Regions from separate parts of the Homo sapiens genome. Here region 2 is linked to region 1. A link is a contact called in ENCODE Hi-C data. All regions are on one chromosome and are shown on one strand. The core of a region is the stretch at or near the end of the contact, and the rest is flanking DNA. Distances in the headings are between cores, read along the strand shown.

Region 1 (5,777 bases), core at 3,010-5,509:
ATCATGAAGGTAATACACAGAGCAATGAACAGATGGTCCTGGGTAGTGGGAACCTCCTAAGCCACACTAAATGATTCCAATAAGCATAACTCCAATTGTTTATATATTAGCCATCTGGATTGCTATGCACATTATAGCCAGAAAAGAAAGCAAACAATGTGAAATAACAATTCCAAATCATTAAAGTCACAGACACAGGCAAAATATCTTCATTTGACTATTTTCTGTAACAAAACAAAACAAATTTACCTTTTTGTCTTGTTTCATTTTTGGAAAATGAAGTATCTTGTTAAAATTAGGAAGGACAGACAACCTTTAAATTTTCTAGCAGGTAAGAGAGGACAAGCACAAATTAAAAGAATAAGATCCATTACGGTTTTAAGTAAAATATATTTATGGGGCTTTTAAAAATTAAGAGTACGTCAATTTATTCCCATGTTTTGATGAATGTAATATGTTACATATTATGTGTCCATAAAAACACATATATTAAGGTTTTCACAGGTTTCCTTGGGATCTCTCAATATCTAACCCTATTTCTCCATTCAAGTTTTAAGTATGTCAATCCCTAATTCTCCTTGTCACAGTGTCACTGGAGTTACATCACTGAAACCTCTGTCTCAGGCATTACACATCGTGGCTTCGCTCATCCTCAACAATTTTTTTTTTTATGGCAAGGTTTCATAATATAATTGATACAGCACGGAATTTGGAATTCTATCTGAAGGGATCTTTGTTCCATTGTGACTTAACCTCCCCGAGGTTTATACTGTTTATTCAACATCAAAATAGAAGTATTACAATTCCCCATTATTGCAGTTTCATATTGTTTTATGACTCTATTGTTATCTTGCCTCTATGTCTACTTAGATTCTGCAGTAGCATATAAAAAGTACCTGGTTTCATGCCTGACATGTCATAGTGCTCAATAATTGCTAGATTTTACAAGTTAAAGGAATCCCATATTTATAATAAGCACAAGGTATTTTAAATAATAGAACAAATTATCATTAAAGACAAAATTCAGGTACACAGAACGGTCAAACCTGAAAAGTAGCATCCGTATAGCACAATGCCTAAACAGCTAACATTTATTAAACACTTACTAAGCCTAAAATGTGTAAGAAAATACCAAAAATACGTAAGGCCTGTATGAGGAAGAGGGGTGGAGAGCACTGCCAGAAAGCCTTAAATGCACTCAGGCCTCTAGGAAAGGCAGTGTCCGGTGCTGCCCCCTGGTGGGGTGCAGGACGCCTAAACGCTAATTGCTGGTTCCGGGGTCGGGGGCTGGAAATCCCTCCGCGCACACAAGGTGCCTATTTCCCACTATAGAAAAGTGGCCTGTCAGTCAACTTCCGAAAAGTTAGAGTAAAAAAGCCCAATAGACAACTGGATGTAATGAACGTATACACACTTTAAAAAACAGAGTCAAGAATAAAGACCATCCAATATCATTTGGTGTGCTTTTAAAGCAATCATTTGCTTTTTGTTTTTTAATGCAAGACAATTCCAGGCTCAGATTTATTTCTAAGAACAATTTTGGAATAATTTTTACTCAGTTCTTCTGACGGAAAGTTGGCTACAGCCCATTGTGCAAGACTATATACCATCTTGAGTTGGAAAACTGTGAAGAAAAGTTCAAAGTGAGATCGGAAAATTATAGGTCTTTTATATATGTTCCTACTTCTTATATAGCTGGTATAGACTGATAAATTTCCTTTCTTTTCCTGCAAAACTATTAACTAATTTTTCTAAACATTTAATGGAAAGCCAGAAAAGCAGGACATTGTACTAAGAAACATATCATAAGTCAAAACAGGCATACGTTTCCTGTAGGATTATCTGATAAATCAGGATTTTATGTTGCTCCTTGGACCAATGAGAAACATCACTCCACAACTTAATTTCCAAGTAGCAACTCAGAAAATAAACATTTAAATTACTTTGCAAACAGCAAGGTCCAGGTTATTTCATGTAATCATTATACTACCACAACACACTTAACTATGAGAATATATTTTATTTGGACAGGACTAAATTATAAATATAATGGATAAATATATATGTAATATAAATTATAAATATAATGAGTATTGAACAGAACATATAGCGATCATGGAGCTATCATTTCTTCTCTAGGAAAAAAACATTAAGAAATAGTTTTAAATGCTGTGTGAATGTGCTTACTTTTAAACCTAAATTGGAACACCATTTAGTCCTTAATTATTAAATTAATAAAACAGCAGATATTCTGCTTCTAAATGCAATTACCTTCTAGAGGTCATAATTAGTAGTATAAGAGTTAAACTCTAAGAATATGAGAAAAACAAAACCAGTATTCTAAAATGATGTATAGTTGATACTTTTGAAGTCCGTGAACTCACAGATTTATATTTGTCCTAGTTATGTAAGGCTAGACATCACTCAGCTTCCAAATATTATCACAGAATATTTACTTTAAATTTGTTTTAAATCTGCCATGAACATTTGCCCATAGTCAAAACATGAGTTTTAGCAAATGAGAAAAAAATGATTCTGGTCTCTTGAATCACACTTTCTCAGCAAATGAGTCACAGAAACCTGTGAAGGCAGTATGCCAACAACTCCAAATTAATTTCATTACTGAATTAAATAAACAGAACTTTACGAATGTAAAATATTATTTTTCATTTAAGCTAATGCTTTAAACAATACATATCATGTTTGAAAAATAAAGTTTAAAAATAGTATGTACCCAATTTTTCAAGAGCATGGATCTATCAAATTAATTATTTGGAAAGCAGAGTCCCTAACCTACCCCCAAACTAATAGGATGCTCCCCCAAATGTTAGAAGTATGCTTATTTTATTTTGTTAACACCATGCACATGAGATGCACAGAACAAACACTCATTGATATAAGGTCTCTCACTTTTAAAACACAGTTGAACCAATGAGTAAGACAGTAAATAATATAATTTCATCCAGATTTGTATAACACTTAAAATATTATTATCAAGCCTATTTCAACAGTGCTTCTATGTAAAATCATAATCTTGACTAAATTAAAATCTGAGATCTCTATTACTTAACTTCACTGAACTATCTTCAATGCCTGCTGACTTAAAAAAAAATCCATCTCTTCCTCCTTAATGCAAATTACTGGCAATCTGGTAAATTTGGTTTTTTTTTGTTTTTTTGGTTTTTTTTGCTAAGATTTCTTTCCGCTAGTTAAAGAATGGAACTGAATCCTAAATTAGGATTTTTATTTAAATTCAGATTCCATTTTTAAAGTGGATGCTTATTTTTTGAAGTTAGAACGAAATGTTATTTCTGATCTAAATGGGTTTCCCTGGATACAATCTAGCTGCCTAAAACAAAGTTGGAGAATGGTATTAACAAATTCTTAGAAATAATTAGTAGTTCAAATTCAACAGCTGTGTCAGAATAAAATCATACATTAATATAAAATTGTCAGAACCTCAATATATTACCTATAGAAACTGAAATAAATTTTAAAATCAAAATTTAACATTAAATCAATAATTTATGTATTAATTTAGAGATTATAACAATTTTAAGAATATGAATTACTATTTTCTCAAAACTATAGCTTTATAAATTTTGCTATTTTAAAATCAGAAATAAGTAACAACAGGGAAGTGACAACTCATTTCTGTAATTTATAATCTTACATAAAGTCACTTTTTAAAAAAGTACACTGTGCTTATTGTTGTCCAGAGACCATACTTAAATATTTTAAAATATTAACTCATTTCAATTTTTATAAAATCTAAATTAGCAATCATAAAGGTAAGAACTAGCACCTCATATAAACCACTTTGTTTTTCCAGGTAAAATCTGTAAAAGCTTGTTTCTGCTTTCAAATTCTCCCCTGCATAGTCTTGAACTATCAAAGTTTCCTCACCATTTTCACCTGCAGAGCACTGTGAGAAACAACGGCAAAAAAAAATTTTCTTCACTAAATCTCTCTGCAAAACATTCTGTTTATTTGCTGTAGTCAGCCTCTAAAGATGTTTGAGGCTTTAAAAGTTCAAAGTCTAAAATTTAAATTCTTTATGAGATACACTATGTGCAAGTTTTGACATTTAAAATGTACTGGGCTACCATGCTTTTGTTAAAACACTTTACATTCAATAAAGAGGAAAAAAGGCAATGCTCTCAAATTTCCACAGACGCTGAAGCTTCTCAAATTTTATAGTTCAAATTCTTCCTATAGAAGAAAGCACTGACGGCAACGTTTGAAAGTGGAATTTCCTTAGAATGTGGAAGCATAATGATAAACATAAGCGACTTGCAGCACTGGGTCATCTCATGAACAAATCGCTCTCTGTAAGGTAGGATTTCTGATTTGCTTGGCACCAAGAAATGTAAAATACTCCTGAAAAGTGGCTTTTGATGATCATACAAAGCATTCAATTTTTCTTCTTTTTTTTTTTTTTTTCCCACAAAATTCTTCATCTAGCAGTCTTAACACCACCAAATGGTGTTCTGAAGACAGAAATCAATCCTGGCTAAAGCAACCAGACAATTCTTTTGTCTCACGAAACAGAAAACATATTCTTTTAGAATTTGAAAGATTAGAGCTACATTAAGATTTCTCCTAAAACTTGTTACTGTCCCAATTTTGCAACCTGTTTTTAAGTTTGAAGACTAATTACAAAACGAAACTACCAGAATAGAGTGATTTCTCCCTCTCTGGCACCATCTTTCTAAAAAGTATGAGAAGCCAGACAGTTTTTGAAAGGATTAAATTAGACAAAATAAAAAGTATATATATATACATATAAAAAATGATGACTGAAATATTTGCTATTTTACAAATTGTAATCTTTTGATAAAACAGTTTTATTTTACTGCTTTTTCCCTTCTCTTTAAATATGCTAAATTTCTTTTAGTGTATGTTTAAAAGAATGCAAAGGACTTGCTAAACATAAAAAAGACAAGAAAAGGGGGAGGGGGGAATCTATTTTTATCTACACAATGCCAAAAGAGATGTACCAATGTTTTTACTAAAATTAAACTTTTTTTTTTTTTTAACAGTTAATCTTGGGTGCCATAGCAACACAGCCTTTAAAGCTTGGTTTTGCTCAGTGAATAAATCAGACCAAGTCATTTTTCAGCAGTTTAATTCCAGTCACCAGATCACTGCAATTTTACTAATAAAGCACAGCAGAAATAAATGTTCTATACTATCATCATTAGGGAAATGTAATCAGAAATTTGTTAATTGAACCCCATTAGTAAATTTATCTTTGTACTCTCAAAGTTTAATAATTGAACAAATTAACAAAGCAAACAAGTTTCTGGCAGGAATATCTGACCTAAGTAAGAAAAAATTGCTTGAAATTGCCCTATTATTTATATGCAGATGATTTTTGCTAGCATGATGAGTTCAAACTATTCATTAAAACACATCTAGCAATTGTAATTATTGTTTGTATCCAATGGAAATAAAATTCAGAATTCAAAATATACTTTTCTACTATATTTACCCTATGGTTCAACTTTAAATTTGGTTAGTATTTTATACAAAGAAGTCTTTCAGATTGAATGTCTTAATTTGCATGCACACATTTTCACATTCAAATTTCAAGAACTGGGAGACATTTCAGAATTAGGGGAAAAATACACATGCCTCCTTTTTTACTCCCATAATTGGGTAAATGGTATGCTGATAAGATGAGCCCAGTTTTATACCTATTTTCACAAAGTACATATTACATGCTCAGTATAGACAAATTTCTAATAAATCTGATAAAACCATTGATCCATTAA
Region 2 (5,781 bases), core at 1,278-3,777, 210 kb before region 1:
GTTCTCCATCCCAGGAAGCAGAGTTGCCACTGCTCGAGCGCTCACAGACTATTTGCTCCTCTCCCCCTACAGGCTGGAGGGGAATCCCATTTCAGTTTGTGACTGGGGTCGCCCAAACTCCCCGGCTTGTACATGTAATTCTCTGGGACTTAAAAATGTTTTTCTCACTTTTACTTATTTCATAGTTCTCCAATTTTTAGGATTTAGGCCCAAATCCTAAGAGTCTGACACTTACAGGAGACATAGGAACAGAATAAATAGGAGAAGCAAGACAGTTGTAATAGAATAAAGACTGATAGAGAGTGCTGTACACTGGGAAGGGAAAGAACCTCAAAAAGCATTAATATTAAAAATTTTTTAACTGTGGAGGCCAAACAACACACTTATTTGGGTCAATGGTACAGCAGGCTTCGCATTTGTGAGCATAGTTGAGGTTAATGGAAAACAAAGATGTTTTATGCTTTCCTCTTGGCTATTCATCAGGAATTGAGTATAGTGCATGCTCTGTTTTCATGAAGACAAGAATTGTTTTGCTAGTCTTCTTCACTGTTGTATCCTTAGCAGGTAAAACAGTGCTTGGCACACTATAGATGCACTCAGTAAATATCTGCTGAATGGCTGAATGAATAAATAACTGAATACATAACAGAAACAAGTACATTATTGTCTTAAAATATTATCCAGCCCTACTATCTTTAGTCTGTGCAAATCACACTGATGATTAAATGCCACATTGTATAGAAGAGTAAATGGCACACTGACCAAATATAAAGCTCTCACAAGTCTATATATATATCCATAAGGGCCCAGCCCTCTTCCTTGCTGATATGGTTTGACTCTGTGTCCCCACCCAAATCTCATGTCGAATTGTAATCCCTAGTATCGGGTCAGGGACCTAGTGGGAGGTGATTGAATCGTGGGGGAGGACTTGCCCCTTGCTGTTCTCATAATAGAGTTCTCAAGAGATCTGGTTGTTCAAAAGTGTGTGGCACCTTCCCCTTTATTCTTTCTCTTCCACCTGTTTCAGCCATGTAGCACGTGCCAGCCTCTCCTTTGCCTTCCACCATGATTGTAAGTTTCCTGAGGCCTCCCAGCCATGCTTCCTGTATAGCCTGTGGAAACGTGAGCCAATTAAACCTCTTTTCTTTATAAATTACTCAGCCTCAGGTAGTTCTTTACTACAGTGTGTGAATTGACTAATACACTTGCTCTACCCTCCATACCACTCCCTGGACACAGCAGTAAAATTGTAACTTCCTGATAAAATGTTGAATGTACTGGACTGAGGCTAAATTAGACAAATATGTTTACATCTGAGTATAGCCTATGTGGTGGCTAAAATAAAACAGAAGCTTAGGGTATTATTACAGATTTCAGTGGTTTCAAAGAAAGTCAAGAAATAGCCTGAGGAACCCAAGCTTAGAAGCTGAAAACTTGATCTGAACTAATTTGTGCTGTGCTTCTTTCATTCACTAAAAAGCTGTCTAACTCCCTTGGGAAAAATTATCACTGTATTTCTACCACCTATTCGCCTGTCTTCTACAGTCAGGCTCAGGAGTTCATGGCTTTCTGCCTGCAGCTTCCTCTTTTATCTGAGGCTATTCTATGAGGTCCCAAACCACTGGAAAGAAAGAAAACTAATCTTCTCTGATCTGCATGGTTGCTTCCACCCGTGAATTGCTTCCCTTGGTGAAGCATTAAGCATTAAGCCAGGAGCACACGAGCTCTGATAAAACACTCTGGTGGAAGAGAGATTTGCTATTGCAGCTGTTCATTATTTGTGAACTTCTCCAGTGTTTGTCCTATTAATATTGTCCAGTTCCAGGAACATTTTGGTAAGAGGAAAGAGTATTTTGAAGTCCATGTGTCCTTAAGCACGAATAGTCACTGCTCATTCCTACTTTGTAGCAAGGATCATCTCCAACTATTTGGGCCTCATGGCCTCCATTTCCATTTAGTGCACTTTGTAACCTTCCTTCTCATGTACCCACTAATCCAGGACTTTTTATCATTTGTACTGCTGCTGTTGGGAGACAATATACAAGAGGTGTGACTTGCAGCATAGTGTGATAGAAAGAGCATGAGATGTGAGGTTAGGAGACCTGGGTTGGACTTACATTTCTACCCGTTACTCACACGGATTTGTTTAATTGCCAACCTTCTAAAATACATGCCTTAGTGAAAATTGAAAAAATATAGCAGGATGGCTGTGAGGTGCACATGAGATAAAAATAAAAATATGAGAAGGAACTTTGTAAGAAGAACAATAAAAATGCTAGTCATTGCTGTTGATAGTATTAACACTATTAGTAGGAACAGAGTGGGAGGCAAGAAGGAAGATGGTGAGTGGGAAATTAAGTGTGCTAGTAACAGAAAAGACAAAAGTGGGAGTCCCAGGACTCTTTGATACATGGTAGTTGGTTGGGGGAGGATGTGGCATCAGGGAACAAGGGCTGACTAATCCTCATATGAGTAATCTGCTAGGTATTGCCCCAAAAGAAGAGAATGAACAACTTGGCCTGCAAAAGGGAGGGTGTGGAAAGGTGAGGCATGCAATTTGAGACTTTAACAGTTTGTGGTCTCTTTTCAACATAGCAGTCACCCTAACATTGCTGGAGGAGGAGGAAGAAATTTGAACATAATATAAGGAATATAATAAGTAAGCCTGAGATAAAATGATGACTGAGATCATGCTGGTCCTTCCTGTAGTTTATGGTTAATAACATAAAGTACTTTTTAATCCCTTCTGCTGTCAGCCCCAACTCACTAAGACCTAGGTTATGACAAAGATAGCCAGTTGCCTACAGAAAGACCTGTTCTCTCCCATCCTTCTCAGTACCCTTATTTTTCCCTGGGTATATTGCCACCCAAAACAAAAGGCTACATACCCAGACACTCTTACACTTGGGTGTAGGGAGAGGGCTAATTTCTGTTCATGACATATAGTGAAAATGTTTGTCAGACTTTAAGTAGGTCCCTCGGAACTGACTCAACTGGGAGTGTTTCTTTCATGGCCTTCTGCCATTCTTCCTTTCTCTGGCCAGCTACATGGACATGATATCTGGGCATCCAATCCTCTACCACCACTGTGCTGTTTCTTATATCAGACATAGTTGAGGTCCCATCAATCAATCTACATTTGCTCAGACACCATCCCCAGAAAACAATGATGTGTTATTACGCTCTTCTTTTCTGGGGATGGTGTTTGAGCAAATGTAGACTGATTGCTGGGAGCTCAACTATGTGTGATCATAATGACCATCACACCACTCCAAGCAAAACCAAGGCAAAGGGAAAAAGATCCTTGATGGCAGTATGTATCTTACAAAATAGAGCTTTTCCAAAAAGATTCAGGTTGTGAGGATAAGAGAAGATAGAATCTACAGAAGATAATTACCCTAGTTAGGTGAAGGCTTTCTACAGTCTAGAGATTAAGATGTGTACCAGGTCCAACAGCCTTATAGTCTTATAAAGCAATGCATGAGATAAGAAAGAAATAGACCTTTGAGTCTGTGATGCTTAATATTGAGTGTCAACTTGATTGGATTGAAGGATGCGAAGTATTGTTCCTGGGTGTGTCAGCGAGGGTATGTCCAAAGGAGATTAACATTTGTGTCAGTGGACTGGGAGAGGCATGCCCACCCTCAATCTGGGTGGGCACCATCTAATCAGCTGCCAGAGTGGCTAGAATAAAACAGGCAGAAGAAGGTGGTAGAAGCTGACTTGCTAAGTCTTCCAGACTTCATCTTTCTCCCGTGCTGGACGCCTCCTGCCCTTGAACATCAGCCTCCAAATTCTTCAGCTTTTGGACTCTTGAACTTACACCAGTGGTTTTCCGGGGCTCTCTGGCCTTTGGCCATATACTGAAGGCTGCACCATTGGCTTCCCTGCTTTTGAGGTTTTAAGGATTTGGACTGGCTTCCTTGCTCCTCAACTTGCAGACAGCCTATTATGGGACTTCACTTCCTGACTGTGTAGGTCAATTCTCCTTAATAAACTCCCCTTCATATATACATCTACCCTATTAGTTCTGACACTCTAGAGAACCCTTATTAATACAGAGTCTGAAGACAGGAAAGAAAAGTTCACCTCTGACAACTACTTACTATAATGCACAGAAAAATATCTGAAAAATTAACCAAATTGTTTTTCTTTCTTTGCTGGGTTTTTTGTTGTTGTGGGGGTTTTTTGTGTTAGTTTTATTGTTGTTGCTACTGTTGTTGTTTTTGTTCTTGTTGTGATACTATTGTTTTTCTGACATCACCCAAAAGATACAAAAAAGGTAGTCTCTGACACAGGAGCAGAAAGCTATAAAAAGTGCAAAAGTTAAGCTGTAAAAACTTTAGAATGAGATTTAAAATAAACATAATATGAGAGTTTCAAAAAACTTTAAAACAGTAGGGTTCACAAAACTTTAAAAATAGTAGAAAACTGTCAGGCACATTGATAGTGGCAAATAGTAAAATATATGTTGGAAATTGAAAATAATGATATAATAATAATATAATAACACATTTAAGAAGCACTCTTAATATGTAGAATATGAGGAAAAAAGAGGAAAATGATGGAGGAAAGAGAATTGATATGGCAGACAGAGACTATGGAACCAACATTCAAATAATTGTTACTCAGAGAAAAAGTAAATAAATTGGACAAAAACAATAATCAAAGATATTACAAAAGAAAAGTTTCCTGAATTTTAAAAAAGGGCCATCAAGAAGAGAAATAATGATATATCATACCTATTTTTATTTAAAAAAAAGCAAGTATAAAAGTCTAGATACAAAATGTATATACGTAATACACACAAGCACAAAAATGATACTTGCCTCAAATTTCCCCTCTAAAATACAAAAAGCTAAAAAACTATGGTGAAAATGTAGTTTTCTAAAGGCTATAAAGATATAATCAAATACAACATTTACCCAGCTAAAAATATGGGGAAAAGTATTCTGATATGCACTTATGGAAATCAAATAATAAAAAAGAAAATTACTATAAAGGAAATATGTAATTACTGTGATGGAAATAAGATTACTACAGTGGAAAAATGGAAAAATCTAGGTTAAATATAAGATTATCTAAGACATTATCAAAATTATTTCAAGGAGCAAAAATATGCTAAGAACCATGAAAAATAATGAAACAGTTATCAAAATGTACCTCTGATATAACCACTGAGACCAGTAAATTCAATATAAAATTTAATAAATAAGTATCATGCTGTTTAAATATTTTCAGAATACATAAAATTATTTCAACTTCCCACATCTTTATATAAAACTAGCATAACTCTGGTGGCAAAATTGTTATAAATAGTTCAAATAGAAATTATAATATAATGTGTTATAAACATACTTATATAAATCTAAATGATATAAAATATTAAAGTGGTTACACAAGTCTAAATAAATGATATAAAAACTATTTCAAGATAGATTGTTTTAAATTTTTAAACAATTTAACCAAAGCAGTATATATCCACAGTAGAAAAAAATTTTAAACAAATAAACACATATCTGCCTGTCTCATAAAAAAAAGATAAAACGAAAAACAAATGGAAAGATAGTTTAGACTTCCAAGGTGAGACAGTAGAGATAAGCCTGAGAAGAGAATGTTCCTACCCCAACACTTGATGAAAGGAACAAGAAACACAAAACACAAATTTTGAAAAGAAGTGCCAAACAAATGAATAAAAATTGCTTTTTTGGTTCAGGAAGTTTTTAAACTAATCTGCATCTTTCAGAAGAAATGATAGGAAAAGTAGATGATTAATCAACA

The links. Hi-C counts contacts between places; a loop is a spot of excess contacts on that map. Pooled maps may share reads with other maps.
Region 2: a loop to region 1 is called in a map of PC-3, with 4 times the contacts of the local background. The contact joins two enhancer-like sites. A Hi-C loop is called at or near these places in 4 of 168 maps with a recorded cell type or tissue (IMR-90, MCF 10A, PC-3 and 1 more), 1 of 37 single-sample maps with no recorded cell type and 2 of 50 pooled maps.

Annotation. Positions count from the first base shown.
Region 1 is chr6:80,333,898-80,339,674 of GRCh38, reverse strand. The region is part of intron 9 of BCKDHB (branched chain keto acid dehydrogenase E1 subunit beta); the gene reads right to left. Among named protein-coding and RNA genes, the nearest start is that of BCKDHB, 230 kb to the right of the region's middle. Within about 2 kb of position 4,259, at least 2 of the 41 ENCODE cell types and tissues checked have a DNase peak (open chromatin) inside an H3K27ac peak, as active enhancers do.
Region 2 is chr6:80,538,082-80,543,862 of GRCh38, reverse strand. The region is part of intron 1 of LOC112267962 (a long non-coding RNA gene); the gene reads right to left. All of the region lies in intron 1 of LOC105377869 (a long non-coding RNA gene), which reads left to right. Among named protein-coding and RNA genes, the nearest start is that of BCKDHB, 430 kb to the right of the region's middle. Within about 2 kb of position 2,527, at least 2 of the 41 ENCODE cell types and tissues checked have a DNase peak (open chromatin) inside an H3K27ac peak, as active enhancers do.